Regions from separate parts of the Homo sapiens genome. Here region 2 is linked to region 1. Evidence: chromatin loops called from intact Hi-C (ENCODE). Cell type or tissue: heart right ventricle. All regions are shown on one strand. Links, peaks and the distances in the headings refer to the core of each region. The heading gives the core; the rest is flanking DNA.

Region 1 (15,875 bases), core at 4,108-12,107:
TAAGCAACAAAATTTCAGAAAGAATTTCTCTGCAGTGGGTTCAGGTCATGACTGCAAGCCCTTGACAGCTCTCAGACCGCCTCTCCTTCATCTGCTCATGTTGACACTGCCTCCCACATCTGGGCAGCACAGCAAGTGGGGAGGAGTTGGCTCTGGAACCGGTTCCACCTTGAGCAAGGGACATATCCGCTCCGTGCCTCAGTTTCTTCATCTGTAAAATGGAGGTGATAAGAGGACCCACCTCACAAAGTTGCTGTAAGGATTAAATTAGCTCATGGGAAGCACTCGGTGCAGCGCTTAGCATGCAGTGAGCGCTGGGTGCTCAAGAGCTTTGGTTTCCATGACTACAACTGGCTACTCTGAGTCTTAGTCCTTGGGGATGGCTCAGTCCCCCTCTCGGCATCTAGGTCTGCTTCTGTAGCCCACACCCAAATTCTTCTTACCGCATCCATCAGTGCCTGCTTGTGATGGGGCTCTGATCCTCAGCTTCATGGAGGACACAGCCATGATTGAGCTCCCACTGTCTACAAGGCTCAGTGAGGCACAGCAGCTGTGACGCCCCAGGGAACTTAGTTACCCTCTTCATACTTCATCTTCCTCATCTGAAAAACAGGCGTGTAAACAGTCTTCACTTCACATGGCTGTTGTGAGGAATTAATGAGTTAATTGCAAGGGACTTACCACAATTCCTGACCCATAGTCTAAATGTGCAAAAAATAATGCAAGCTGTGGGGATTGTTATGTTCAAGGTCATGGGTGTCCTGGGGGGTGTCAGTTATGGTCCCTGCCTCCTGTCCTCCTTTGTCATAGACCCTGCATCTCCCACGGCATATAGGCTGCCTCTTCCTGCTTCCCTGAGTTCAGATGAAACACCATGCCCTGTCCTGTTCTCATTCCCAGCCTTGGAGGTGGCTTGTCCCTGCTGAGCCTCTGCCATTTGTTTGCCAAAGGGCTCCTTACATGGGCAGAAGTTACACTCAGACCCTGTGGGCTATGAAAGTTCCCTCAGTAACTCCCTTTTTTGGAGAGCTCGTGTTCTAGACATTGGGCTGAGTAGTTGACAAAGATCTCATTGAATTTATAGAATGGTCCCATTTTACAGGTGAGGAAACCAAGGCGCAGGAAAGTTGAGGAACATGCCCAGAGTAGCTAGAGCACTGAAGGGCAGAGCTGGCACTCCAGTGGCCACAGCCTGAGCTTTTCGCCTCTAGGCCGCTGTTTCTCCTTCTGAGGGAGGCATCTCCTGTCCCATGCGCTTTCTCCTGCAGATTCTCTCTGCCCAGCTCTGGGAAGGCCGTCTGCCCCTGTCACACTTCAAGCTGCTGCGTGGATCCCTGCGGTAGGGCGAAGACCGTCTCTGGGTGCTCCAGTTCTGCCCTCTTTCCAGCAGAAGGGCTTTTCAAACAGGCTTCCCATCTGAGAAAGGAAAATATCTTGGGCCCCCAAAATCACGAAACTAAAAGGAAAATTCAAGCTGGAAACTGCTCAGAGCAAACCTGTCTCCCATTCTATTCAAAGTCACCTCTCTGCTCACTGAGATAGATGCATATCGGATCGCCTCCTTTGGAGAGGCTAATCAGAAACTCGAAAGAATGCAGCCATTTGTCTCTCACTTATCTGTGACCTGGAAGCCCCCTCCTTGCTTGTCCCCGCCTTTCTGGACAGAACCAATGTACTTCTTACATATATTGATTGGTGTCACATGTCTCCCTAAAATGTATAAAACCAAGCTGTGCCCCTACCACCTTGGGCACATGTAGTCAGGACTTCCTGAGACTTTGTCACATGTGTGTGTCCTCAACCTTGGCAAAATAAGCTCTCTAAATTAACTGAAATCTGTCCCAGATTTTCTGGGTTTACAGGTCTGACCCTCACCCTGCTCTCCTTCTGACCCTGACCCTGGACCCTCCTTCCGCCTCTGGAGGTCACTCCTTCCACGGTGCAGCTTCGCTCTGCCAGGATTCTCCGTTCTGCTTCCCTTGCTCAATACAAACTGCCCTCAGAGCTGAAGGTTTATGCTCCTACAAATGCACATGTTTACAAGAACCCTGCATACTCTTCCAGCCAGGGCTCTCCAGGGCACAGAAGAATGGGGGAGGGCTTGGTCATTTCCTAAAACAGTGTGTGGATAAGCAAACAGCCACTCCTTGAGAAAGTCCCAGAATAAGCAAACGGATTTAATGTTGTTCAATCTTACTTTCTCCAAATAAATTTAACTCCAGGACTTTTATTTTTTTCATTTGCAACTCTAGTTAACATTTCAAAGAACCTCTAGGGCAAATCTTGACATGAAGCCGTTCAGAACCCGCCCCTACCCCCCGAGTCTCACACATTCGATCGCCTCTCACCTTTGCCTATGAATCGAACTCATTCTTCAAGGTCCTCTTGGAATACCCCTCTTCCAGGAAGTTTGTACTGATTCCTTTAGCTAGAAACAACCTTTTCTTGTAGGAAGCTTCATGTTAGGGACTTTCTTGAGTGTCTTCAGAGCAGACCCTGGGTGGCATGGTGGTTGAGACATGAATTTTGGAGTCAGATGCAAGTTTGAGACCTGGTACAACCTCAGAAGAGTGGGATGACCTTGGAGAATGTTACTCAGCTTCTCTGAGCCTCATCTGTGTTTCCTCTACTGCAATATAGGATAATAGTAGAACCCGTTTGCAATGTTTTCACATGAACAGCTCAGCAGAGTACAAATCACATAGTAAGCATATAATGAGTGGCAGTTGCTACTATTATTATTATTATTATCACCACCATTAGGGATGTTAGTATCTCTTTGTAGAATTGATTTCAGTCCACACCAGGACATCACAGGGCCATTTGGAGTGTGTCTGTAGCCATAGATGTGAACTTGAAGGTAGGCAGCACTACCTCACTTAAATCTCTGCTCTGAGCCCCCGGGTAAGGGCTGGGGGCTGGGAGATGCTCTGGTGTCTGGGGTGTCTCCTGCCTTGAGTCAGATCCAAGAAGGAGGCTGAGTGAGGAGGCTGGCCTTCCCCCATATGAGAACCCAGAGATGCCAAGGCCTCCCTCTGTCTGCTCAGTGAAAGGAAGGCTCAGAGCCTGGCGTGAGGTTAATGAGTCGCTCTCACTCTAATAATCTGATAAATGGCTCTTCCTCCCCTGGATCCTCTATGGAACTTTTAGCTCCTTTCTTGGGCTGGTTGCTGCCTGGTGGAGACCTCTGAGCAGGCCATTATTGCTTAATTACTGGCTAAACAGTCTCATTTGTTCTCCATTTGTCAGTGGTGAGTCCCAGCCAGGGCAGCAGAGAGAATTTTGAAATTCCTCATGGAGCTTTGGCTTTGGGAAATAAAGACACCTGTGTCTCCTTCCCCGCTGCCACCCTCTGGCCACGCTGGCCACAGAGATGGCTGAGCAGCTCCTGGAGTTAGTGCTGGCTGTTGTCTCTACCACCATCTGAATTGCTTTCTTTGCTCTTCTGTTTGCTTTTTCCTTTCTTGTCTTGGCCTTTCCACTCCTTCAGCCTGGTGTGGGAGAACTTGGATTCTGCAGCTGGGAAACTTGGTATGAAATCCTGGTTTCTAGATCTACTCAGGTCTATCCCTGTCCAGGTGGGCGACTGGATCTCTATACCTTTATATGCAAAATATGTGCACTAGAAACACAGTGCAAAGTGGGTGCACTAGCCTCATGATGGCATGGTGAGCAGGACGTAAAAGTAAGTGGGATGCAAGCAGGATTTCCACTGCCAACTAGGGTTGGGCACATTGTGCAAATGCCAACTTTAATTCTATTTTCCTCTACATGCATGACCTGCTTCATACCATTGTGTCACTTCCACAGGTCTCCTTCATGAACATGGAAGGGTTTGGCCCAGATCCCCCACTCACACTGGCACTGTCTTCCACCTCTTGCCCACCCTGTCATTCCCTTCCCCAATGAGGTGTTCTACTTGGATGGTCTGGGTGCAGGAGGAGACATTTTTCCTCTTCAGTAATGCTGTTGCAAAACCTTCTCTATGCTCTTTTTCCTACACGGAAAATCAACTTGGCAATATGTAGCTCACCTAAAGTGCCAGTACATACTTGGCCAGTGGATAGGCTGGCTGGGCATCTCCGCTAAGTAAATTTGGGCATTTAAGACTGTTGCGAGTTGGGAACTATGGGAAGGAGACTGTGAGTTGGAGCTCAGCATGCAGGATGTTTATTAGGAAGCCTTTTGGAAACACCACCCATGGAAGGGAGAGGATGGAAACAGAACTGGGCAGAGGGAGAATTTGAGCTGGAACAGAGTCCCAAAATGATCTTGGCCAATGGCACTTGGCTAGCCAGAGTTTGAAGGGCTCTTCAGAGTCTGCCCAAGTTGGGGGTGAGGGCTAGGTGTGGGTCTCCCTGGGGAGTGAGCAAGACTTGGGTGTGGTGACTTTCTCCAGCTGAGGCAATCCTCGAAGGGGGCTGGCAATTAGGATCTGTGAGTTGGTAGCCCTCCCAGTAGCTGGGTGCCCAGTCTCTCCAGTCTTTCATTCCTGAAGGATTGCCTGGGTAGCACATCACAGAGCTTAGCCCAGAGGCTTTCGGAAGTCTCCTCTAGGTCAGTCCTACCCTGACCACTCTGGGACCCAGGTCTGCTTCTCCTGGCTCTGCTGTTCCTGACCCCACTTCCTGTTGGCTGCATCTTTTGTCCCCAGGGTCCTGATCTCTTGCCTTCAGACCCAACCTGACAATTGGATGTGGTTACTAAGTGCCTGGGGAATTTCTCCCCTGTTTCTGGGCTTCCCTCTGACCCCAGTAAAGCCTTCTCTAGAGGAAGGACGTGAGCCCTTGTCTTCACCAGCCAGCTCCTGGTTTTTGCACTTATGGAAGGGAGCCATGTCGCTAATCATGCAAAGCAGCAGATAATACAAAATCATTTACATTTGTCCTTCAGTTGCATTACGTGATTGCAAGGGGATGGAAGAAGTGTGATGACATCAAGTAAGTAAGGGCACTCTGGATACAGACTGCCTAGTGTGTACCTCGGCTCTACCACTTACTAGCTGCATGACCTTGAGTAAGTTATTCAGCCTCACTGTGCCTCAGTTTCCTAACCTGAAACTGAGAATTTAACAATGGTACCTATATCATACAACTATTGTCAGCGTAATAAATCATGACATATCCAGCCCTTGGAGTGTTGCCTGATTCATAGTAACTGCTCAATAAATGTTTGCCTTGATGGTAATGTTTGGTAGAAAGTTTTGTTAAAATATTTACTTTTATTAATTTTTTAGAGACAGGGTCTTGCTGTGTCACTCAGGCTGGGTGCAGTGGTCCATTCATAGTTCACTGCAGCCTCGAACTCCTGGACTCAAGAAATTCTCCCGCCTCAGACTCCTGAATAGCTAAGACTACAAGCGCATGCCACCATGCCTGGTTAATTTTATGTTTTTTTTTCTTTGAATTTTTGTAGAGATGGGGTCTTGTCATGTTGCCTAGGCTGGTCTCAAACTCCTGCCCTCAAGTGATCCTCCCACCTCAGCCTCCCAAATTGCTGGGATTACAGGGGTGAGCCATCGCATCTGGCCCAAATGTTATCTGCCATCAACTTCACTTAATTGGAGTTGACCCAGAAGATTTGAAATGGCAGGAGAAGTTGTTCTGGCATTAAAGGACTTCCATGAATGTTACACAAGTAGATCAAGCCCAGACAGCCACCTAGACGGGACATTGAGAGGAGTCAGCACCAGGGACAGCTCCCATTCTCCATCTCAAGAAAGATTTTTCCTCCAAAGGACAACGAATCACAGAAACGATTTCAACTGCTCATCCTCCAAGCCCCTTGACAAGATAAGCGTCCCCCAGAACTGGGCCCCAAATGTTCATCATCCAGCGATGATGTCTGTGTCTAATCAAGATTGCCCACAGGAGCCATGGAGAAAAGACTGAAGGAGCGAGAGAGAGAGAACTTAAGAGTCCTGGGTCCGTCCTTACCAGTGCATGTACTTGAGGGGTGGAGATAGGAGAGGGTCCTCCTCCCATGCTCTGGGGCACCCTTTTCTTATCTGCAAAGCAAAGGAGTTTGTTCTCCCAAGACTTGCCAGGCTCTGGCAGGCTTTGGGTCTGTGCTGGTCCTCTGGGGATGGAGGCCATGAGTCCCTGGGGCCAGCAGATGGCACCCTCTGTCCTGTGTCCACCCATGGGGCAAGCTTTCCTGGCTGGCCACCCACAAGACACCGCTGAGGATCTGAAAGTTGGCTGGAGTGAGTGGAGTCCTTGAACCCTGAGTGTCTCCGCTCTCCATTATTCCTTCATTATCTGCTTCCCAAAACCCCATCCCCTGCCTCTTATCACCATGGCAGCAGGTGCTGAGGCTGTGCCTGCCTTTGAGATGAATGTTTGTCCTGTTCCTATCTGACCCTGTATTGCTGCCTGGTCCTCTGCCTTCCCCTGAGAGGTCTGCATTGCAGGGCTTGGGGAAAAATCCACCCAGTTCTTTCTCTCCTCCACCCCTCCTGTCCCCCACTGTAGGACGTTCTGGGTTGGTCCAGCACAGTGGAGCCATAGGGTAGAAGGGAAAGGGAAGCCCCAGCCTTGCTTCCTGTCCCGTGCTGCTCTTTTGCTCCAGGAGGGGCTTGTGTTTGCTGGGAGCAGGAGGTGATGCTCTCTGAGTCACAGGAGGTCAAGAAGTGGAAATGAGGTCCTGAGACATGAGGATGATAGATACTTTAGTCTTGAGTACTTGCTCAGGGCCAAGCACACATCTCACTTAAGCAGACGATGCAGGCACCATCATTTTGAAGTCTATGGCCAGAGAGGTTCAAGTATTTAGCAAAGGCCACGCAGCTAAGGAGTAGCAGAGCGGAACATCACACCCAGTCTGTCTGACTCTGGGGGTGAATTAAACAATGTGATGTTGTGGGGAGAGATCTTGGCCAAGAGTCAGCCAAACGGTTCTGATCCTGGCTCTGCTCCTGAACGCAGTTGTGTGACCTTCGATGAGGAGCTTCCTCGGTTTCCCCATTGGGAAACAGAAGGATTGGACTAGGATGCTCTCTAAGGATCCTCCAGCTCTAAGAGTCTATGAATAGACTTTCCCTGAGATGAGAGCTTTTTAAAAACTGTTTGCAGGAACCCACATATGCACAAACCCAGCCTTATGTACAAATGGAGTAGGCGGCAGCCTGTATGGTGTGAATGATGGCTGCTGGGAAGGGCCCCTGCCCGAAATATTTCCATCGCTCATCCACTGCCAATGTGCTTGGAGTCTGCCATTCCAGAGCCATGCCTTCACCAAGTTCCTATTTCAAAATGCAAGCACCTCAAGGCGGCCTAAGAGATTATGTCCTTTATTTCTGGGGGAAGGGAACTTTTATTTTGATGGATGCCAAAACTGGTTTGCATTTCCTGAGTTTAAAGTAATTCTCTTGCAGGTGAGAGTAGCCTGCTCAGTGCCAACTGGGAGAGCAGAACCTTCCTTCCATTCAGTAGTTGGGAGGGAACTGGGGAGGCTGCTGGAGGATGCCTGCTGCTTTATGGAGCATCCTCGGCTTTGGCTCCAGGTAGACGTGGGCTTGAATCCTGGCAGCCGGGTGACCTTTTGGGATACACTCTGACTTCCTCCTTCCTGGAGCCAAGTCTCTCATTTCCCTGGGACTTAGCACACACAGGCTGCTGGAATGGCTTCTTCCGGAAGAGGAGGGATCCAGCCCCACTGAGTGGGTATGTTTCCCAGGAGAGGCCTGGAGGCTGATGCCTGGGAAATGCCAACACCTCTCCCCTGGCTCCTCTTGGCAAGCCCATCTCTGCACCCCTCCCTGTCTTTCCAGCAGCCCATTGGAGGCTGATGGACAGGAAGGTGTCATTTCCTCCTCCCACCCAACATCACCACCACTTCCCTCACCCTGTCCCCTCCTGGCTCCGAGTAGCGGTGAAACTCTTCCCGATGAGGGGTACCTGCACCATCCAGACCCTCTCTAAATGGAGGGCAGCCATGCTTACTGGGGCAGGTAAGATGATGTGGGAGGTGCCTGGCACATGATGGGTGCTTGATGCATGTTGGTGACACCCCACCCCTTTCTGTTCTCCTTGCATTTATGAGGTCAAGTTAAACATGGGGGGCACAACCACATGGTGAGCTTGTGGCTGAGCTATGGCCACACACACTCTTCTCTCTCATAACCCATTGGTCCATTCAGCCCTAGAGATCTTGACAGAGGGCAACTGTCACAGAGCCACAAAATAGCAGTAAGGGACATTGCCTGGCACAAAGTAGGTGCTCGAATGATTGTGCTATACTCAGGATAACATCTAGGGTCCTTCCTGGGCTCCTCTAGCCTCTGTAGGGTCTATCTGGCCCCTCTCCAGCTCTTTGACTTTGTGTCTTGCTACTTCCCTGCTTGCTGATTCCACCTTAGCTGCATGAACCTTCTCTAACTTCCTGGAACATACCAGGACCTTGCAGCCCTCCCTCTGGAATGGTCTCCCCCAGTATCTGCATGGCTTATTCCCTTGCTTCCTTCAAATCTCTTTACATGTCACCTCGGTGAAGAAGACTTCCCTGACCACCCTAACTAAACTAGCACCCCCGTCACTCCCTATTCTTTAAAGCATTTGTCTCCCTTACCTTATATATTTCTTTGTTTGTTTGCTTATTGTGAGAATCTAGCATCATACCTGATAATTTTTTTTTTTTTTGATATGGTGTCTCGCTCTGTCGCCCAGGCTGGAGTGCAGTGGCGCGATCTCAGCTCACTGCAAGCTCCGCCTCCCGGGTTCACGCCATTCTCCTGCCTCAGCCTCCTGAGTAGCTGGGACTACAGGTGCCCACAACCACGCCAGGCCACTTTTTTTGTATTTTTAGTAGAGACAGGGTTTCACCGTGTTAGCCAGGATGGTCTCGATCTCCTGACCTTGTGATCTGCCCGCCTCAGCCTCCCAAAGTTCTGGGATCACAGGCATGAGCCACCGCGCCTGGCCCATACCTGATAATTTCTACAACACATTTTTGTTTGCTGCTGTATCCCCAGCACTGAGAACAGTACCTGGCACATAGGAGGTGCTCAGTAAAGATCTGTGGACTGAATGAATGGATGGATGAATGATCCATGTGGGCAAGACCAGTGTTTCTAACACAAGTTCTCCAGATCTCTAGAGGGCGCCAGAGGCCATCCCAGGGGTTCTGCAGCTGCTCGAAAAGGGGACCAAGAATTTACCTAGGATTAAATCCATATTGGCTATTGCTTAATAAATGAAGTTTGTTCTATAACCATCCATTCAGAAAACATTTATTGAGCACCTACTATATGCCAGGCACAATGCCAAGCATCAGCATTACGACGCTGAGAGAAACAAGCACATTTATGCCATTTTGGAGCTGGCAATGTCATTGGGGAGCTCATGATATTCAGAGTGGGGTCCCAGGGCGGCTGCACCAACAGAATTTCTGACTCCATCTCCAGATGGTCCTGACAGTTTTCGTCTGCATTTGGAGCAAATCTGCCTCCTTGAGAACATTTCCTTCTTCACCCCAGCCTTGGCCTTCCATCTTATAAATGAGACATTTGTACAGGAAGATCCTTAAGAACCTCTCTGGCTCCCACGTTTCCTGGCTCCCGGGGAAGAACTCAGGAAGACAGAGGCATTGGGTGCTTCTGATCTCAGGAGAGCCTGAGATATGGAGGGGCAGCTTAGCACTGGGGTCCAGATGAGGACACTCTGAGTGCCAGGCTTGGAGGATAGCTCCTCCCTGATGCCCGCTGTGCAGGGAGATGGTTCTTTTCCTTTATCAGCATCCTGGCACAGCATGCAAGGAGCTGCCTTCCCTTGAGTGGCAAAAGCCAGGCTGAGTGCCAACTTATTAGGAATAGCTTCACCACTACCCAGAGCCAGGAGGGGCCAGAGTGGAGGATGTGGTGGTGATGTTGGGTAGGGAAGAGAGGGCGAGAGCTTCCCATTCATCAGCCATCAGCCTCTGACAGGCTGCTGAAAGGGAAGGGAGGGGTGCAGAGATGGGCTTGCCAGGAGGAGCCAGGGAGAGGCGGTGGCATTTTCCAGGCACCAGCCTCCAGGTCTCTCCTGAGAACACACCCACCCAGTGAAGCTGTTGCTGGCTGGATCCCGCTACCCCTGGAAGAAGACATTGCAACAGCCTGTGCGTGCTGAGTCCTGAAGTGAGGGATTTGGCTTGCGAGGGAAGAAGTCAGAGCAGAGCTGGAAAGGAAGACTTTTATGGGGAGAGTGGGGAGGACTGTCTCTATAGAGCCCCACCAAAAAAAAAGCAGGAAGTGTTTAAGTCAGATACTAGGAAGAACATCTCGGCAGGACCAGTTGTCATTTTATTATCAAAGAGGACTGTGGATACCTGTGTAGAGGTTGTTGTGTCTGATTTCTGAATCATCCATATGAGCTCTGATTCATTCATTTGTTCATTCATCCATCCATCTATCCATCCATCCATCCATCCATCCATCCATCCATCCATCCATTCATCCATCCAACCTTCCATCATACATCCATCTTACTGTGTGCCAGTGCTGAGCCCTGGGCAAGGGAGATAAATAAGACAAAGTCCCTGCCCTCCAGGAGTCTGTGAGTGGGACAAGGCACATGCCTAGCTAACTAAAACACACAGCCAAAGTGGGTGGTGGCATCTTAGAAGGACCAACAGGAGATTAGAAGAGAGACGACACTTGGGACCAGGTGGTCACAGAAGGCTTCCTGTAGGAGGTGGTATTTCAACTGGGCTTTGCAGTATCTCAGAATACCCAGGAAGACAGGACAATGTAGACACAGACTCAGAGGTGGGAGAGTGCAAGGCCCAGGCAGGAGTGTCAGCCTACCATGTGGCTGAGGCATGTGGTTTCAGCAGGGGTGCTGAGGTCACCTGACCCTGGCCTTGGCAGGAAGGCTGGGTCACCTGAACCATGTCTAGCCTATCAGTAGAGTCCATTCTCCTGGCTACATGATTGGTTCCAGAATGGCATGTGAGCCAAGATGTTCCAATGAGAATCAGCCATGGGATTTTTGCTGGAATCACCCTCATCCCTTATGTCATTTACAGCCAATGGAATTATCTTCTACACAGCCTCTGGTGGAGAGATAGCCAGACCAGGAACTGAAGTTTGGGCTTGAGCTCTGGCTCTGTTCCATGCCCAATATGTAGTCTTGGGCAAACTCTTGCCTCCCTCTGGGTCTTTGTTTCCATGTTTGTAGAAGAAGGAACTCAAGGTAGATGACCTTCGAGGTGCTACTAACTTTTTAACTCTGGAGTTGTACATCTCTTAGTCCCATTTCCTCTCCATCCCGATGCCACCATCTTGTGGGGAGGTGTGTGTTTGGGGAGGAGTTCTGCTGGGTATCTGAGCACACAAACACAAAAACATCCAGCAATTGTTATTATCTGCAATTTCTTGGCTCTTCCTTGCTGTGCTTCTGCTTTCCTCCATTTTAACAAGATTGGGGGGAAATTGACGAGGCTTTGCATATTGAAAGAAGCTGAAAACCCTGCCTGACTCTCACCCTCCCTATCTGACAGCAGCTCAGGGAGGATGGGCTGCCTGTCTGCCACTCAGCAGAGCCCAGCTCCAGCCCACAGCATGGAGGCTCAGGGGCTCTGTCTCCTCCTGGCATCTCCTCTGTCTCTGTTCCCCATAAGACTTGGGAAGTTCATTATTTCCCTGACTGGCTTTTCTGGCGAGACTCAAATTAATTTTCCATCTCTCCTTCTCTCCCAAGCTTCGCAATCATTAAATGCCAGGGAAAGTTAAATAAACAGCTGATTTACAGAAGCATTTCCTTTCTTTCTTTCTTTTTTTAAAAGCAGGAACCTCTATTAATCAGTTGTGCCGAGAGCGGTCTGATTAAGCAGTTCGCGCGCCCTTCAGAGGAGCAAGTGTGGGGTCAGCGGGCCTAGCGACTGGCAAGAGGCTCCTAATCTGGGATAAAAATAGCGCAGGCCCCTGTCCCCTCCGTCTTCTCCCCACAGAGGGGGGAGGGGGGCAGGCCTTTTCTGCATGGAGGGGCAAAACAAGGCACTTGGCTCAGACCTGAGGTCTCTCCACTATCCTGAGCTGAAAGACTTAAAAAAATATTTTCATATTTTCACTCAACTCCGCTGTTACACAGAGACTCAGAGAGGGGAAGGCACCTACCCTGGGTCACACAGCAAGGTCACGGCAATGCTGGGATTAGGATCCTGAATTTCAGTTTGGAACTAAGGGATGAGGAGGCTTCAAGATTTGCATGCCTTGAATAATTTGACAAGAAAAGGCAAGCACGTCACATATACTGGCACTGTCAGGGAGCCATAAAGAGAACATGCACAGAAATGCTTCTGCACACATTCACACACAGAGGCATCCCCAGGTGTGTGTGCACACAAGCACACCTGCTCCTGGAGCTGGTACCTGAATTGAATCTCTGGAGGATACAGTGATTTTGCCATCTGCCTGGACTGGGCGTCCCCACCCATAACCCCTTCCTGGACTGTCTCGGGTGGGTGGAGACCCTCTGACCACCCATCTCCCACCCCACTCAGTCTGGGGCTTTCAGACCTTAAACCCTGTTTCCAGCCTCATTGTGAAGCCAGCACAGCCGGGAGTTCAACAAGCAGAGTCAACAATCCTGGGTCCTGCCTGTCCCCTCGATGGCTGGTGACTCTGGGCCCCCTGAGACTCACCGAGGACAGTGAATCTCCCCTTCTCTAAAATGGACACAGAAGTTCTTATTTCTCAAGGCAGTGGTGGGAATTACATAAAGGTTTGTAAAGCACCTGCTTCTGGATTTGTTCAGCAAATGTGTATCAGGGGCCCTGTTCCCCGGGGGCACTCCATCTCTGGTCTTCCTGCCTTGGCACATAGTAGGTGCTCAGCAAACAGAAGTGGTTGTCAGTATCATTCGCCCATCAGGCATTGACTGAGAATGACCTCATGCCAGGTGCTGGGGCAGGTGCAGGTTCACAGGCAAATGGCTAGAGGAGTATCGCCGAGTGTCTCCAGGGAGGAGCACTCAGGTAGTAGGTGAGACACACACATAAGAAAGTGATTCCAAATGACACCCAAAATGCTGTTAAAGATGAAACAGTACTCACAACAATAATTAGAGTTCACATATCTACGTGCTTACTGTACTCCCAGGGGATGTGCCAAATGCTTTGCCTCTTTGCCTTAAGAGTTTCTCACAACAACCTCATGAGGTGAGTACTGTTATTTCCATCATTTTACAGATGCGGAAACTGAGGCACAGAGAGGGCGAGTAACTTACCCAAGGTCACACAGCTGGTACATGGTAAAAGGGGTAGTGAAAACACAGTGGAAGCATAACTAACTCCAAAAGGGGAGTCCAGGAGCGGGACACTTATGAAAGAGAGAGCTTGGAGGTGGGCCTTGAATCCTGAGACCACCCCTGTCCTTCCTTTTCTGCTCATCAATGCCATCCTGTCCTCTCACTTCTACCCCAGGGAACCAGCCCCATGCTTGACTCTCAAGGGACAGTCACATGACTGTGCTAGCCCTGGCTGATGGGACCCGGGTGCGCGTCTGACCAATGAGACTGCGATCAGACCCAAGAATTTAAACCCACATAACCAGAGAGCGGGAGTTGTGGTGGCCTCAGACTGGAGGGTCAGAGAGGAGCTAGCACCAAGGAGAGAAGGAGAGTAGGGCAGAGGCCAGGGGTTGGGGGAAAAGAGGGAATGCACCTGCTTTGCCTCTGATTCCTTACCATTTCTGAGTTCTAGAGGCCCAGCCATTCTTCCAGCTTCTGGGGTTCATGGGCAACCTACAGCTTGACAATCAAATTCCCTGGACTTAAGTGAAGCTAGCGTGGCCTCCAGTTTCTTGTCCCCAAATAATGCCAGCCTGAGGGCAGGTGAGTGGATAGGTTGGTGCTGGCCAGAGGAAACGGGAAAGGGCGTCCCTGGAAGGGAGAGGGGCTCAAGCAGAGGCCTGGACACCTGCAGGCTGCAGGAGGGGTGTGAGGGGGCCGTGGCAGGGTTTTTGGGAACAGATAGCTCAGAGCCTTTGGGACTTTCTGCCTCAGAGTTTGTGCCCTCCGCCTTGTCACAGAGGCCCAGTAACTCATTTTCAATCAGGCCCCATCCCCAGCACACAGGCAGAGTTAATTAAACATAGCCTTCCCTTCAGTAAGGAAATAAAAAGCAACCTCCTGATACAACAATTAGTATTTACAGCCCCGCCCCTCTCTTCCTTCTCCTGCCTTCTCCTAATACCGTGCCTTCATTATCTCAGACTTGGAACCCGCTCTGCCTGCCATCCATAAATTAGTCTGAAGAATTTAGGAGGAGTGAGGGAAGAAGGGAGAGTGCCCTGGGATGGGGAGACAGGGCCAGCTGCAGCACTGGCGGGAGCCTGAGTTCAGCGGCGGAGAGCCAGGCTGCTGAGCTGCTGGGAACAGGCATATCAACCTTTTTGTTTTCTCTTCCATATTACAGGGATTATACGGATATATATTAGATCCCAAAGTGCACTTCCCAGTCAAAATGGCTGGTCCAGCACCAGCCTCTGAGTGATGCTGTGCCATCCCATTCACAGAAGCTCCTTTCTTTCCTTTTTTTTTTTTTTTTTTTTGAGATGGGGTCTTGCTCTGTGGGCCAGACTGGAGTGCAGTGGTGCAGTCTTGGCTCACTGCAGCCTCAACCTCCCAGGCTCAAGGAATCCTCCCACCTCAGTTTCCCAAATAGCTGGGACCACAGGTGCATGTCTACCTTATAGGACTGTTGTCAGGATCAAATGCGATGTGTAAAGAAAGTGCCAAGCACAGTGCCTGGCATGGACACATCCAACCTGTTTTCCTCTTGCTCCCACAGCAAGTAAAGCCAGAGACCTATGCTCTAAACCAGGAGGACCACAGCCTTGCTGTGTGACATCAGATTGCCTGCTTGGCTTCTCTGGGCCTTCACGTAAAGCACGTTTTCCAGAGAGCTGGAGGGCAGGCAGAAAGGAGCATGTGTTCTCGCCTAAGACTGCTGCGCTCCAACCCTCCCCTGCTCCACTGTTCACTTGCCGTATGAACTCAAGCCTTTAACTCCACGCTTCTCTTTCCTTGACTGTAGAATGGAGGTGATGCCTGCCGTCCTTGAGGGGTCAAAAGCGTTAGTGTCAGAATGTTCAGAACAGTGCTCAGCACATGATCTCTGCTTGAGAAATGTCAGCTATTTGTATTCTTATTTTTCATCTGGTCCAGCCCCTGCCACCAGACAGGACTGAAGCCAAGCAATGGAGCCTGTTCTTAGAGGTTGAATCTGGAGTTTCCCTCACAAGTGATTCCAGAAAGGAGAGTCCCCCGTCTTGGACCACTGTTGTGAGATCTAAGATTGTAAAGGTTCAGGTGAGTTCTTTGGTGCCCCAGTTTCGTCTTTTGTGAAACAGAGCTGCTTATGCCTACCACGCAGGGCTGCCGGGAGGATGAAGAGGGATAAAGGTGCAAAAGTCCTGTTGTGTGGCTCTTCCCTCCATCGCTGCCACCCTCAATGGACTAACAGGCCTCTACTATCCTGAAAATCTCCAGCAAACCAGAGCACTTGTTGAGCACCTGCTGTATGTGGGCATCATGCCAGCCTCTGGGACTGGAGGCAGAAGACAAACCTCGAACTGCCTGCTCTCAAGAGCAGAGGTGCAAACCCAACATACATTAAACCAAAACAGTGGCTTCAGGCTCTGGGATATGATGAATCCTTCCTGGGGACTAATAAATCTACAGCCGAGTGGTGAGATACAGTTCCAATCCCCAGAGGAGCTGAAGAACAAGAAAGGAGCTTCTGAGAAATGGATGGCACAGTCTCACTCAGGGGCTGGCGCTGGCCCAGCCATTTTGACTGGGAAGTGCACTTTGGGGTCTAACCTGACTCTTTCCTGCTGCAAAAGGATACTGTTTTCTCCTGATCCCGTCATCCCAATGATGGATATTATGAAC
Region 2 (15,875 bases), core at 3,032-11,031, 310 kb after region 1:
GAAATGCCAAGTAAATACATTTCGGCATTCATTTCCTGCAGGACCGAATAGATGAATCATGAATGCCACAACTCTAAAAAGGGGTGGAGGGGCGATGTTGGGGCACAGAAGCCTTCTCTGGGGTATCTTATAGAAATACATTGAGGCTGTTCTTGGAGGTGCCAGCAGGTCCTACCTTCAGGGAAAAATGTGTCCCAAGCAGAAGTGTTTTTGGTTTGGAGGGATCCATTGGAGCCAGGGAGGCAGCCAAAAAGGAGATGTTGAAGAGAGGGAAGAAGAGGGTGATTGGCTCCATTTGGGCCTGCAGTCACCATTCACAGAAACCACAGTGTGAACAGCGTCCCTCAAAGTTGTGCAACTACAGACCCCAAACTTCCCTCCTCTGTCTGCTGTCTCCCTGGCCCTGCCCTCATCAGCCCAGCCCCTCTGATCTGCTCGTGCCCTTACCACCCCTTTCTCCTCTCTTCTGTAGGCTACCTGACAGTCAACATTGAGCCTCTCCCCCCTGTGGTGGCTGGAGACGCCGTGACTTTGAAGTGTAACTTCAAGACAGATGGGCGCATGCGGGAGATCGTGTGGTACCGGGTAAGTCACTACTACTGCCCCCTTCATGCCCATGGCCAGGACTGGTGTGAGGTCCTCAGAGCCCTCTGGACACCCTCACTGGTGTGGCTATGACCTCAGCCCTGACCCAGTCCTGAGTTGTCCTGGGCATCTGCTGGGTCCCCGCCCTCTGCTGACACCCTCCTTGGGTACTAGCCATCCCTTCTACCCTCAGGACTGATCTGGTTTCCACCTTCTTTGTGCTCCTATTATGCCCCTACGCTTGGAAAACTCCATTAGGCAAAGTAGAAGTTACTGAGAACACCCTGGACCCTGGGCACAGTGTAATCACAAGTGATATCTGATGGTGGAATTTTGAGCATGAGGCTTCGGATAATGTTTTTGGCAAGGGAGAGAGAAAAACAGGAAGGCTTCCTGCCTTTTGCAAAATCAAATCACAGAGATAGTCTGCCACCTAATCTGACTACGTATAGGACTAATCCTGGTGTCTGGCACCATCTGAGAAGGGAATTGGTTAGAGATGAGAAGGTACCCACCTGCCCAGGGCCCAGGTGTTGGCACCAGGAAGAACAGCTTGGAATCTTGAGCACAAGGGGCCTTTTCAACCACTGAGTGAAATCTTCTTGTGTCTGGATGGGGCATCCCAGTCTTCTATCCCTTTGCCACAAAGGAATTGGGGCTGGGCTCAGAAGGTCCAGGGGGCAGTGATGCTTTTCTTCCAATGCATGCTTGAGTGTGCACAGATAAAGGCACCACCATCCTGGGGGAGAACTCCTCTTCTGTCATCTAAACAGGGGTTGGCAACATTTTTTGGTGACGACTGAGATTGTAAATATTCTCCTGTCTGCCAAACATTCAGTCTTGGTCACAGTTACTCAACTCTGCTGGTATGGCATCAAAACAGCCACAGACAGTGTGTAAATGAAAGGGCATGGCTGTGTGTCAATGAAACTTTACTCATGGGCACCAAAGTCTGAATTTTGTACAAGGTTCATGTGTCATAATTTCTTCTTCTTTTTATTTTTTTTCAATGATTAAAAAAGGTAAAAACTGTTCTTAGCTCGCTGGCTGTACAGAACAGGCTATAGAATGACTTGGTTCATGGGCTATAGTTTGCAAATCCCTGATCAGAAACCACGCTTTCCTAATCTTTGTTGCCCTTTCTTCAAATGAAACGGATGGATAGCACAGTTAGGTGGAGCTGTTCTGGAGGAAGTGATGGAGCATGGAAGAGAGGGCAAGGAAGGTGGGGGGTGGGCACCAAACTGTGATTCAAGATCTAGAGCTGGCTCCTCTGCTCCTTGGAGCTGTCACCACATCTACACACAGAGCATGGAAACTCAGTGTTAGAGGAATCCCTGGGGCATGCGTGCTGTTCATAGTCTTGACTCAGAACAGCTCTCTTCAGTCTCCTTCTTGCTCTTGGTCCAGGTGAGCTTTGAACCAGCCTGTCTTGGCTGCTCTGCTTTGCATTTTCGGTCTCTGATTCATGGTTTGCTTGTTGTTGCTATTTTGTTGGCTGTGATCTGCACTCCTTCTAACCAAAAATCATAGTTCTCTATTTCAGCATTGCAGTCTCTCCTGTTTAGAGTTAATTCTAGTGCCCTCCACCCAAGCTCTTCAGGTAGCCTGGGCTTCACAGGTGTGAACCTGACATCCAGCACCCTAGAGGGTCCCAGCCTTAAGGAAGGGTGCCATCCTGGATAGATCAGTGGGCCTAGAGAAAGTCAAGGCATATGTTAAATAGTGCCATGAACTGAATCACTAAGAGGTGTATTTACAGGATATGGGAACTGCTTGGCTGACACAGGCTGGGAGCATCTCATTAGCACCTGGCAGAAGGACAGGGATAAATTAACTCCAGCTCACTGCTGATGATGGGACCACATCTCTCCCTCAGCCATCCCATAGATGGGATCAGAGGGAGGGGTGGTGAAAGACAGATAGAAATATGGAGACCCAGTGGGAACAGTTAATGGAGCGAAATGGAAGGAAGTTTGGAGATGGGAAAATAGCAGTGGGCACCTCATTGCCTTCCAAGCTCTTGAAGCAACTGTCCTCCCTCCGGTTTGAAATCGAATGTTACCATAGTCACAGTGGTGAAAATCTCCCTGCAGAGGCTCCTGCTGGAGTTATGGGCAATGCTAGTGCCAGGCTGTGCCCAGGTGTAGAAGCCAGGAGCAGGTTTCCACATGGCTTGACTTGATGTTCTTGAAGATGGTGAGCAGGACTGGGGCAGGAGGATCCATGTCCTGGGCTGGACAGAGACTCTCCTTTTTCTTCGCCATCCTCCGGTAGGGAGACCCTCCTCTCTCCCCCACTCTTGCTGCCTAACCTTGATGCCACTGGTAGTTTTAAGAATCAGTGGCATCTCTTACCATTGTCAGGCGCTGCATATCGGGCCATGGTAGGCTGCACTAATTAATTTATTTTATTTCATTTCACATCCTTTGACTGAGGGCCTCTGGAGCAGGCATATGCAGATGTATGCAAATCACATGCAAATCACCCACTAGAGCCAAATGCCTGGGCCCTTGTAATTCTGTAGCTGGACGGAGGTGGTGGCTCAGCTGACTGGTTACTGTCCTCAGGTCTCAGGGAGCCCACGTGCCCGCCTATGATGGGAAGGATGGGGGCAGAGGAAGGAAGGAAATTCCAGGGAAGGGCTCCGTGTGGCCAGTTTTTGCTTTCTGCCACTCTAGCTTTCTCTAGTGATTGTCTCTCTTCCCAAAGAGGCAGCTGAAGGGAGAGAGATAAGAGCCTACCAAGATGGGGGCTCCAGGAGTCAAGGTCAGGGCAGGGCTTCCAGAGGGAATGGGAGCAGCAGCAACAGGAGCTCCAGTCTCCTTCTCCAGCCAGACCCTCCTCTGACCCCTTCCTCCCCTGCCAGACGAACCCCCCACTGTGGCTTCCTTCCCCATCTCCCTCTCCCCGCAGCCTGCCCCCCTCCTCCAAGCAGGGAGCTGCCGAGTGCTGTTTGTTTTCTGTACGTGTGTTTGCTTCCCGTCCCAGCTTCCTTTCTCCATCCTCCGTGAATGAGCTTACAGAGCCCGGCTTGGAAGGAAATGAATAGATTACACAGGCCCAGTCAGGACTGTGGCTCCAACCCCGTTAGAAGGAAGAAGCAGGGCATTGTGATGAGGCCGCCACTGCCTGCTCAGCACAGTGGGCACAAAATGGCCCAAAACATGTGTCAAGCCCAGCAGCCTCCCCTCTGGTCCTAAATACATTATCTTAGCAAAGGGATCATCCTGAGCTGTCAGAAAACATCATGAATGCATTGGATTCTTTGGGTAAATCAGGGCAGCTGATGAAATTATCTGAAGCCATAGGGATCACCTAACCTTGGAGCTAACAAAACCTCTGGCTGGATATTTGGGAAGGTCTTGCTTGTGGACCCCTCAAGGGAGGGGAAGGAAATTGGGAGGAAGCGGCAAGAGCCTGACTCTTGGACACTTTACCCCCATGGTCTGGCCAAGTGGGGAGGAGCTCAGCCCGTTTGTAGAATAAGATGCCAAAACTATGAGAATAGACTCAAGGAAGTATGTGTAATCATAGCCCCTTGGTCTGGGTTGTCCAATATGGTAGCCACCAGTCACACGTGGATGTTAACATTTAAATTAAATCAAATTAATTTTAAAATTCATTTCCTCAGTCAGACTAGCCACATTTCAAGTGCTCACTAGCCACCTATAGCTGGTGGCCTCCATATTGGACAGATGAAGTATAGCACGTTCCCATCACTGCAGGAAGTTTCACTGGATAACCTGCTGTAGAACATTGAGATTTTCTTTTGCAGCCTCTGGAATACACTGTGCTCACCTGACAAGAGAATAGCAGTGAGTGATCATTGAGTCAGTTTTCCAGGCAAACTTGCCCTGAAATGAATTTTAGTAAGATGGATCTCATTTGGTAACCTGACATCATTAGATCGTGTGTGTGTGTGTGTGTGTGTGTGTGTGTGTGTGTGTGGTGAGGGAGGGTGAAAAAAGGGAGATGGTCATCATGCTCAAATCACTTCTTTGAAAACATAAAGATGTCAAGAGAGTTGTCATCCCTCTAAGGTGCTGAGTATCGTAGTTGTCTATTAAAGCCCTGTCCAACTTGAGGATGCTTTTCACCATCCCCCTCTGCTTTCTCCACTGTTACATGGGTTCATCTCCCAGATTTGAGTGTCCAGGCTTCATCTTCACAGCTCATATAGATAAGCTCCAGACAGCTTTTTTTTGGCTAATAGAGTAGGGGTGCAATTCCATATTTCACCAGTAGGAGGCTGTCAGCTAATAACTAATCTACCCTAGCACTTAAGTTGGGACTTGGTTCAAGAAAATGAATAATAAATAATGTTCTTTACTTAATCATTCCTATTTACATCTGTAACTGGGGACTTATTTATTAATGCTGCTTATACTAATTTGAGTGGCTGACATTATTGAGCCTTTACTATGTGTGAGCACTAGATCAAGTGCTTTACATACGTGATGACATTTCATTTTCATATTTTCACTGAAAGGTAGATACTATGATTAATTCTATTTTCCAGATGAAGAAACTGAGGCCATTCGAAGAGACTGTGTCTCGGGTCATGTTGCCTTCCCTGACTTCTCCAGAAAGCTGTAGGCACACCCTCCTCCATGAATCCTCTGTGTGGGTCTTTACACTAGTGCTTACCTCATCATGTCAAAATACCTGCCCCTGGACCATGACTATCTGAAGAGCAAAGACTGTCTTTTCTCCTGCTGTATTCTTGACACCTAGAGCAGAGTCACCTCAGTGAACATTTGCTAAATTAACAAATCATGGAGCTATAATGTGCACCTGTTGACAGACCATGCTATGTAGCCCACTTCTGTCTCATGTGGGCATCTGTGTAATGTTGATAGTATCTGTTGGTCAGGGGGTGGGGAGTGTGGGTCTTTGGATACTCAGGGGGCTTTGTTAAGTATGAAGGAAAAGGGAACATTTCTTATTAGGAAACACTGTCTGAACTCATTTGGTTGGAGGCCGCCTGCCCAGCAGGCAAAGCCGAAGGTCTGTTTATATCATGGAACTCCATTAAACAGCCACAGAGAATCATGGGAGTTTAACCTTTTACAGCAGTTTTTATCATCCCTCCTTTGTTTTCTCTCCTTCTTTTACAATTTGTTCCCAGGAGCCACTCTGGGCCCAGGTTACAAGGCCACAGAAAAGAGAGCCAGATAGAGAGAGAAGGAGATCTACAAACAGTGATAACATCCCTGCTTTCAGTACCCCTTTATCTCACCTTTTTCACCATGTGGGAAGATGCATACCTGGGTGTGTGTTTTGTGGTGCAGATGATGCGACCTCGCCAGGTGATCGTCCCCTCTGGGTTCTGCTGGATGCCTCTGCAATGAGGGTTTGTGGTTGCTTGGGACCATTTGAAAAGGAATTGAGACTAGAGGCTGGGAAGGCTGAGGTAGGAAGAGAGAGGACTTGAGCATCAGAATACCTGTGTGTGAGTTTGACCTTGGGTGGTGACCTAACCTTTCAGCCTTTTAGAAACTTCACCTGAAATTGGGCATGAAAACATGTATTTTGTAAGCTTAAATGAGATAATGTCTGCAACCAAAAGACCCCATTGTTCAGCTCATTGTGGCACCTATTCAATGATAGCTATTGTCATTTCATGTCTGTTGATAGCTTACAGGATCTAGAGAGGGAAATTATAGAATAAGAGGGGAAGGTATTTGGGGAGGATCACCACGGTTAGATTCCTTGAATTCCATCCTACCACCTGCATTCCCAAGGGATATGGGCAGAGACAACGCTTTAAATGGTTATGCTGGTGAACTCACTGGGTTTCAATTCTTGGAAACCCAGTGGCTTAACACAGTTAAGCCATTTCAATGGATTTTAGCTCTCCCTGAAACAGGGAGCTATTTCAAAATGGCTTTACTATCATTGGCTCTCTCTCAGTCCCAGCCCTTCACAATGTTTCATTATTTGAAGCAAAACTGAAAATGATGATCCTAAGGAGACAGGAAACAATACAGTCCAACCATATCATAAGGGCAAGAAGGTAGGTACACTCTCGGGTGACCAAGAGAGACCAGCACCAAGGTCCCAGAGGATGGGTCTAGACAACCCCTTTGGCCCTTCTTGCTTGGCAGCCACTCATCCTGGCTGCTCTTTGCTACTCCTCTGACCCCACATTCTGATCTTGAGTTCAGATCTTACAGATATAAGTCTGGAAAAGGATGTGAGTGAGGAAGACAAAAGCCAGGGTTGAGCCAACCCAACTTGCCTTGTCTAGGCCTCCTTCCCCAACCCCTGGCCTTCCAAAGAGCCAGGTTCTCCCTGATGAGGTATGTCCAGTGCTCAGTCTTATCATATCAGTCACATGGGAAGGAAGAGAAGGCAGCCAGAGAGGGCCCACCAAACAATAGTTGATTTTACAACAAATGTAATAACACATAAACAGGAAATAAGAACAAGTTCCCAGGTCTACTTCCATTGTAATCTGTATTCGTCTGTTCTTATGCTGCTATAAAGAACTGCTTAATACTGGGTAATTTATAAAGGAAAGAGGTTTAATTAACTCACAATTCTGCAGGGCTGGGGAGGCCTCAGGAAACTTACAATCATGGTGGAAGGGGAAGCGAACACGTCCTTCTTCACATGGTGGCAGGGAGAAGTGCCAGCAGGGGAAATGCCAGGTGCTTATAAAACCATCATGTCTTGTGAGAACTCACTATCATGAGAACAGCATGGGGAAAACCATCTCCATGATCCAATCACCTCCCACCGAGTCCCTTTCACGAACTTGGGAACCACAGTTCAAGACGAGATTTGGGTGGGGGCACAGCCAAACCATATCACAATCCTTTAATTCAACCCCAAGGAAAACTCCACCCCTAACCACAGCTGTTAAGTTGTAACCATCCAGACTCATCACACTGAGCTCCTCCTCCTGGGGATGGGGTGATGGGAGAAACCTTCAGCTCCCTCTAGAGGCCAGAGTGTGAATCACAATCATTGCAGCCCTGATCCTTGATCTTTAATGGAAGTTCTATTGGAAACCGGCAGGGGTACCTGACTCTGACAGCTCATTAGACTTCTCAGAGGCCACTAAAAATACACTGTTGTCTGAGACTCATTCTACAGTTATTGAATCTGAATTTCCAGGACTGGAGCCTCAGGGCATTTGTACTTTTAACGAGTTCCCCAGATGACAGTGACGCACTCAACCCAGCCACGGAGCATGTCATGGCGTTTGTGAAACTCTGATAGAGGGAGCTGTTCCATGCACTCATCCAACATTAATTCAACACATATTTATGAAACCAGGATGGTTCTAGGCACTGGGATTTCATCAAGGAAGAAGACAAGATCCTGTGCTCACACAGTTTACCATGGGGGAGGAGTTAAAAAGATAAACAAATAAGGAAGATACCAGCTAATGATAAGCGCAGTGCATATAATTAAAATCGAGTGGTGGGATAGAAAGAGATTGTGTGGTCAGGAAAAGACATTTAAGCTGAGATCGCAAAGGCAACAGGAAACCTACCATGCCAAGGGAAGAAGGCAGAATAATCCAGGCAGAGGGGAAAGCAAATGCAAGACAGTTCTGTGGGAAAAAGCTTTGTGTGTTCAAATAACAGAAAGTGCATGTGGCTGGAACAAAACGAATAGGGGGTGATGTTGGAAAAATGGGCAGAGACCGTTCATACCAGGCCCTGTGCTGTAAGAAACTGAATCTGGAGTTATTCTAAGGGCACCAGGAAGCATTGAGTTTAAGCAGAGAAGTAACAGGGTCTGGTTTACTTTATTAAAAAGGTCACTTCTGGGTGGAGAATGGTTTGCAGAGGAGGTGAGAAACTGGCAGCAGAGGGGTCACTTGGAGGTTAGAATAGTTCAGGCAAGAGGCAACAGTGGTTTGGTTGACTACCAGGATGGTGGTAGTGGAGATGATGGAAGGGAAAAATGTTCTGCTTATGATTTGCAGGTAGAAGTTAAGGGCTTGCTAACATGTGGAAGGGATGAGAGAAGGGGGGATTCAGGATGACTCCCTGCTTTGGGGCTTCGGCTGGGTTTGCAGGAGCAGTGCTATTTAATGAGACAGGGAGGACAGGACAGGAGAAGCAGGTTGCAAGGTGATATGGTTTGGCTATGTCCCCACCCAAATCTCAGTTTGAATTGTAATAATTTCCATGTGTCAAGGGTGGGGCCAGGTGGAGATAATTGAATCATGGGGGCAGCTTCCCCCATACTGTTCTCCTGGTAGTGAATAAGTCTCATGAGATCTGATGGTTTTATAAATGGGAGTTCCCCTGCACAAGATCCTCTTGCCTGCCACCATGTAAGATGTGACTTTGATTCTCATTTGCCTTCCACCATGACTGTGAGGCCTCCTCAGCCATGTGGAACTGTGAGTTCATTAAACTGTCCTTTTATAAATTACCCAGTCCCAGGTTTGTCTTTATTAGCAGTGTAAGAACAGACTATTACACAGGGACAGGCGTCAAGCACTCTCTGTTGGCTATGTTAAGCTGGGAGTGCCTCTAAGACATGGAGATGGAGCTGCTGCAGCCGCTATTGAGGCCACAAATCTGGAATGTTGGGGAGAGGTGAAGCCTGGAGACTTATACTTGGCATTGTCAGAGAATGGATGGTACCCAGTGCTAGACCCTTGGGCACTCCAATATTTAGAGATAGAAAAGTAGACCAACAGAGAGGCTGAGAAGGAGGAGGAACAGCCAGCAAGATGTGAAGACGGTGAGGAGTGGAGTGTCCTGGATTCCAAGAAAAGAAAGTGGTTTCAGAAATAGTAGAGTCAGCTGTCAGCTAGCTGTGTCTCACACTCCAGTGAGTGACTTGAGAGCAGAGAAATGACCATGAACTTGGTAACATATGGAGCCCACTGGGGACCTGGGCAAGGGCAGATTCCTTGGAGGTCGTGGGGGCTAATGCCTAGCTAGAGTGGGCTGAGGGGTGCATTGAGATCAGCAGTAACATGGCCTTGAGATTTTGTCTAGTAAAGAGTTTTGAGCTTGAACATCTGAACAAACCTTTGCAAGTAACATGAAGACCCAATTGCTTCTATTGAATCCACTCCTATTTGCATGTCATTCATAAAATTACAAGCCCACTGTCTTTTCCTACCATCCTTAGCCTTTCAATCTGGGACTGGTGGCAGCCTCGCTCTCCTCATCGAGAATGTGAAAGTGGCAGCCGAGAGCGTTTAGGGGATTCTAGTGTAATTAAAAAATGCATTTGGTATTTGAAAGAAAAATCCTGCTCTACCATTTAATTAACTCAGTGGCCTTGGATGACAACTATTCCCAAAACTTCCTAGGCACTGTACACAGGTCTGAAGGTATAAAGAAGGACAGGTGGGCCCACTCCCCTCGAGGGGAGCGCTTCCCGTCCAGTTGCCCATCATCAAGTTGTTAAGTTCTGTTTCATCACCTGGCCAATGGGCTTGACTGCACTTTCCCTAAGGATCTCACAAAGATTTGTGCAAAACAGACGAAAAGCCCCACAGACGAGCTGCTTCTGTCCCCCGTGGCGCAGGGGAAATAGGCTTCACATATATTACTTCATCTTCTCTTTTCCGCCTGGGCAAATCTTACTCATTCTCTCCTCTGTGAAGCCTTCTGACCCCTCTCACCAAAGCAGAATTAAGAGATCACCTGCTGTGTTCTCTCAGCGTTTTGTACATTCTTCAATTAGAGAGACAGCACCTGGTAGCTTAGTTATTCATCTTTGCATCTCTTGCGGAGTTTTATTTTTCCGCTTCTCCTATGTGTCATTCATAAAATTACAAGTCCATTGTCTTTAGCCTTTCAATCTGGAACTGGTAGCAGCCTTGCACTCCTCCTTGAAAATGTGAAAGTGGCTTCCCAGAGAGTTTAGGGGATTCCAATGTAATTAAACAATATATTTGGTATTTGAAAGAAAGATCCCGCTCTAGCCCTTCATTTATGAATGATCCTTGGGCCAGGGATTCTATGTGGGGGCCTCAGGGTCCCTAGGAAATATGTGGATGGGCTTCTGGGGGTGCTCAAACCCCAGAAAATATGCCTAATATGTTGTGTGTGTTTTTGTGGGAGAAAGGTGCAGAATATTCTCAAAGGACTCTGTGATGCCCCCATGCCCCAACTGAAAAACCCAGGAAATGCAACAGCAGGCATGCAGGTGTTCGCTGAGTGTGAAATGTGTAGGGCATCTCATTATCTCCACTCTTGGGTCATCAAGGTCCATATTTAGGTTGGCTCTACCAGACCCTGTAGCTGCGAGGTTGTGCCAGATGGCCCATGAGTGGTCCACGAGCTTCCAAGGAGTGCAGTGGGGAATGGGGGTGAGAGGTGAGGCAGTCAACCTTAGGCAGGAAGAGCTGCTGTGTGATTGGGATCCGTCCAGACACCACAGCTCAGTCAGCCTGGATTTGTGCACAGATGCCCTTGGACGGGAAGAGGAGATAAGAAGCAGGGTGGTGGGGGAAGACTGGCTTTGGCCACACATCACTGTTCTCCCTGGCTTGAAGGGGAGCGGTTTTTGACCAAGCAAATCCATCTTCTCTTGGGGATTAAGATCAGTTTCTGATAATGGCAAGGAGACCACTTCCCTGGTCCACATGGGGTTGATAAGAGCTCTTGGCTTCCAAACTCTTGAGAGGGGGTGCCAACAGCTGAAGTGGACACCCAAATAACCAGGTGTTTTGTTAGACCACATGCAGAGTCCACCAGTGATGGGCTCCCACACTGCATGGGTGAGAAAGACACGGCATATCTAAGGATAACACACTGATGGCTCAGCTCACTTCACTTACCAAGAAAAGAAAAGAGCAAGGGCCTGGGACACACCATCCTGCTGTGTGATCTTGAAAAAACCACAACCCCTCTCTGAGCTCCAGGATCTTCATAGGTAAAATAAAAGCGTGCAGTGAGATGGTCTCTAAGGAATATGCAGCCTCTCTCCCACCTTGCGGTCAACCTCCCCACCCCGCTATCTTTTCCCCAGAAGACTCAGAGCTAATGGAAGAGGTGGGTGCCTCCCAGGTCAGGGCACCCCCCAGCTGAGGCTTGAACAATGCTTTCTCAGGGGTGAGAGTCCTGGCCTGAGCTACTACTGTTGGGGCCTCCGAGCACATGGAATCCGGAAGTATATTAAGCCCAAAGTGTGATTTCCAGCAGATTCTTCCTGGCTTTCCTATGCCCTGTTGGGTTTAAATGACAAAGGGGCTGACTTAACTTGTCGGAAAAGGATTAAAGGTGAACTTCAGCTCCAGCACACCAGTGAAAAGAAAAGAACATGACTGAAATGAGGGATGTTTCCCAGCTCAGACTCACCATCCCTCCTAAATCCTTTCTCCCCTCCTCTCCCCACATTTTCCTTGTTGGGTGTGAGCTCCCACAGGGCAGGCAGTCTTCCCGTTGCAGACAGGCACAGCCGTGTGCTTTTCTAAAACACATATCTGACCTTACCACGACCACCCCTCCCTGCCCCACACTTCGCAAGAGCTTCTCATCACCTGAAAGACCAAGTTCAAGGTCATTGGCCCAGCATACAAGGTTCTTCTTGATTCAACCTCTGTTGACTGATTTCTTCAGCCTTGCTTCCTACCACGTTCCCAAATGGGCCCACCATTCGAATCATATGGCTGATTTGCAGTTCTCAGAATGTGCCAACGTTCTTTCCCACCTCCGAGCTGGTGCATATGTGCTGTCTCTGCGTGCAATGCCCTTCTCCCCTCCATCTGGTCAACTCCTACTTGCCCTCCAAGGCCCAGCTTCAGTGTTGCCCCCCCTCCCCGCCACCAGAGGCTTTTCCCCATCCATTTTTCCCCCTTCAATCTTCTTCCACATTCAACTGCCATGACCCAGGCTGAGTTAGCTTCTCATAACACTCTCAAAATACTAAGCACGTGACCATATGACTCAACACACTGGACTCATGTGTTCATTTTTGCAGCAGATATTTCTTGAGTACCAACTAGTGCCAAGCCTTGGGAATAGAGCACAGAATAAGAACAATGGGCTGGGCACACACAGGCTGTGGCTCATGCCTGTAATCCCAGCACTTTGGAAAGCTGAGAAGGATAGATCGCTTGACCCCAGAAGTTCAAGAACATCCTGGGCAACCTGACAAAACCCCATCTCTATAAAAACACAGAAAAATTAACCAGGCATGGTGGTGCTTACACCTGTAGTCCCAGCTACTCAAGAGGCTGAGGTGGGAGGATGGATTGAGCCCAGGAGGTCAAAGCTGCAGTGAGCTGTGATTGCACCGCTGCACTCCAGCCTGGAGGACAGAAAGAGACCCTGTCTCAAAAACAAAAACAAAGAAACCCAAAACAAATACGCAAAACAAGGTAGCCCTGTCTTTTGTGGAGCTTGTAGTTAAGCGGGAGGAAACAGGTATTACATGAAAGACTGTCAAATAAATGCTTCTTTCAAATTGTGGTCACCGCTTTGACAGAGAAAGACAGGTGTCTGCTTGCTGAGAGCTCATAGTAGGAGATGAACTGTAATAGTTGAATGTCTCTCTCCCAGAATGCAAACCCTTTGCTGGCAGTGACCAGGTGTCCTGTTTGTCTTTCTCTCCTGAGTGTCTAGCATGATGCTGAGCACATAGCTTAGAGGATGGATGGTTGGATGGATGGATAGATGTATGCATGGATGGATATCTTATGTGGCCCTGAGGGTCACAGAGGTAAACTTGTAGTTGATGAGGTTAATAACTTTCCCACAGTTGGAGCTTTTCAACCATGGATGGGCTGTCTTAAGGACTGGTGGACTTCCTAACCCTGGAAATGTCTAAGCAAATGGCATGGCCACCTGTCAAAACTGCAGTAGGAAGTAATCCTGGGCCCAGTGCACCCAGAGCTATTGACCCTATTTGTTTCAGCTCTGGAATTCTGTGCTGCCTCAAGCTCAGCTGCGCAGCCATGATATCATGACAAGGGGTAAGAAGCAGAGTGTCCAGCCAACCTGGCTAGTTGGGGTTGAGTATGGGGCTTCTGTGGAAATCAGGCATCAGAAAGTTCCAGATTCCCCAGGAGTAGGGTTATGTGACTGTTCTGAGAAGCAGACATGTGTGGCTGTAAATGTCCAGAGAAAGTGCCCCACCCTTGAGTGAACATTCAAAGGTGAGGCCAGGGGACACCTGGGAGTTGAGAGGAGGGGGAGGATGTGAACGAATTTTATAGGGTTCAGAAGTCCACTCCACAACTTATGGCCTTATACAAAGCATCTCTGTCCATGCCACACTGCTTTAAACACATCAGTGATGCCTTTCCATGGTTCTTAGGATACAGACAAATATCCCTGGTGTTGCCATACAGGACTTTGCATTGTCTGGCCCCTGCCTGCCCCTCGAGGCTCCTCTCCCAGTATGCACCCATAAGTGAAGATTCTGGGGATATCAGAGACCTCAGAGAGCCTTGAGAGAAGGAGGTAGAAGGACTAGAGTCAGGGAGACTGAGGTTAGGTGAGGTTAAGCAACTTGCTCAAAGTCCTGCTGCTAGATAGTGGTTGAGTCAAACTTCAAAACCCAACTCTCTGACTACAAAGTTCAGCTCTTTCTGTTAGGTCCCATTGAAGGCCATAAATACCCTGTTAGGGGTTGGAGGGATTTCCCCCTGAGCGATGGGCAGTATGAGGACTGGACCCTCGAATGCGCTGAATCCCTCTGGCTTGGGGAGCCTGTGGCAGGTAAGACAAGCCTTCCTCCCATCTCCCTCATATCATCATGAATGCCACTGCTGTAGCGGTGCGTTCAGGTCAGGTGCTGCGCTAGGTATGTTACAAAGATCACCTCACTGAATCCATACAGGAATCACAAGATGCCGGTACAGTTGTCCATTTTAGGGTTGGGGACATTGAGGCTCAGAGAAGTTAACTAACTGACCCCAAGTCTTGCATATGGTAAGGCGGAAGGGGTTTGTCTGAGTCCCCTTAGAGCAGCCCAGCCTTCTCACTCTAAGCTGATGGAGTGGTCTGGATCCCCCTTTGGGAAGCTCTGTGGCCTCCTCCGTGGGGGAGAGATGGAGATGGCCTGGGGGCAGAGGAGCTTCTGGACATGGCTGCTTCAGGCTGTCCTCATCATCACCCTGCCGGAGCCATCTGTCTGCAGTAGTGCTGCGGCACAGATCCACACAGAGGCTGTCAACGTCAAATGAGGACTTGAGGGAAAACAGCTTCCACCCTGCAGAGATGACACAGGCAGCACGGTTCACCTACTCTGAGATGACACAGGCAGCATGGTTCACCTACTCTCAGCACGGCAGAGCAGACAGGTGTAAGGAAGGGCCCCTTCTCCCCCACGCTGCCTCCCTGCATGCCCCTCCCAAGCTGGACTCTCTTTTGGTGAATGGTGGAAAATGTCTAGCAAAACCGTCCACGGCTGAGGCTGCTTCCAGTCATGGCACACAGACCTCAGGAATCCCATTAATGAGAGGGATGGCTTCTGAATTGGATACCATTCTTCAAGAAAGGAAGTTGTATTATTATTATTTTATTATTTTGCAAAGTGGTAGAGTAACTCAAATGAGTCTAAACAAGTATTGTCAAGTAGTGGTTCTTGGGGGACCTGCTGTAATGGCTATAATAGTCATTTCAATTGGCACATTAATTATATGGGAGCAGGTGCTTCTAAAATAATTGAGGGTGTAAGAAGGCTGTTTATTTCCTTACGTGCTTTCAACGTTCCCCTTCAACCCTCTTTACTCTATGAATATCAAGTCATGCAAAGCCTGTTCTTTGGAGACAGAGAAGTGAAGCCTGTCTGAAATCGCAGGCTCTAATTTAGGGAAGTCTCCAGTTTATTCGTTCATCCCTTCATCCCTCCAGGTAGAGAACTAACACCTGCAGAAAACCTTGGCAGGGCCTTGGCTGCAGCCTAGAGATGCCATCCCTGGCTCACACTCTGCTGGGGGGGACAGGTGTCATGTGACCCGCACCCTTGTCTGGAGCTATTCAAGAGTGAGGAAGGGACAGTGGGCATGGCAAGTAGAGGTGAGAGCAGGTGCAAAGGCCTGGGGGTGGCCCATCTGACTCCCATCAGGCGCTCAGTGAAGGGTCAGGAAGAGGGGAGGCAGGAGGAGGAGGCTGAGGGCAATCAGGGACCTATGCCAAGTCTGGGGTGCCCTGCAATGGAGCTTGAGCTATATCCAAGGGGAACAGTCAAGAAATTTTAAACACAAAAGCATCATCATTCGATTTTAGGAAGCTCTGGACCCCTCCCTAGAGATGTCTGATAAGCATCTCAGACTTAACATGGCCAAAGCAAAGCTCTGCATTTCTTCCCTAAACCTACCCCTCCCTTAGTCTTCTCCACCTCAGCGAACG

The links. Hi-C counts contacts between places; a loop is a spot of excess contacts. Peaks named below come from ENCODE experiments on the same cell type or tissue, not always from the same donor. Only the 100,000 strongest peaks of a DNase experiment are listed, where the experiment ranks them.
Region 2: a loop joins it to region 1, with 2.9 times the contacts of the local background. A loop is called at or near these places in 12 of 110 quality-filtered maps.

What each region holds. Positions count from the first base shown.
Region 1 is chr1:17,913,942-17,929,816 of GRCh38, forward strand. No RefSeq gene overlaps it. Among named protein-coding and RNA genes, the nearest start is that of LINC01654, 140 kb to the right of the region's middle. RefSeq lists an enhancer at 1-814. In heart right ventricle, for the core only: CTCF peaks have their summits at 6,121 (motif pointing right) and 9,094 (motif pointing right); a DNase peak (open chromatin) is centred at 9,104; H3K27me3 peaks cover 4,832 bases.
Region 2 is chr1:18,227,426-18,243,300 of GRCh38, forward strand. IGSF21 (immunoglobin superfamily member 21) reads left to right here. Exons shown (of 10, transcript NM_032880.5): 2 at 473-585. Among named protein-coding and RNA genes, the nearest start is that of IGSF21-AS1, 59 kb to the left of the region's middle. RefSeq lists an enhancer at 3,572-4,220. In heart right ventricle, for the core only: a CTCF peak has its summit at 7,533 (motif pointing left); no DNase peak of the experiment used is centred there; H3K27me3 peaks cover 3,648 bases.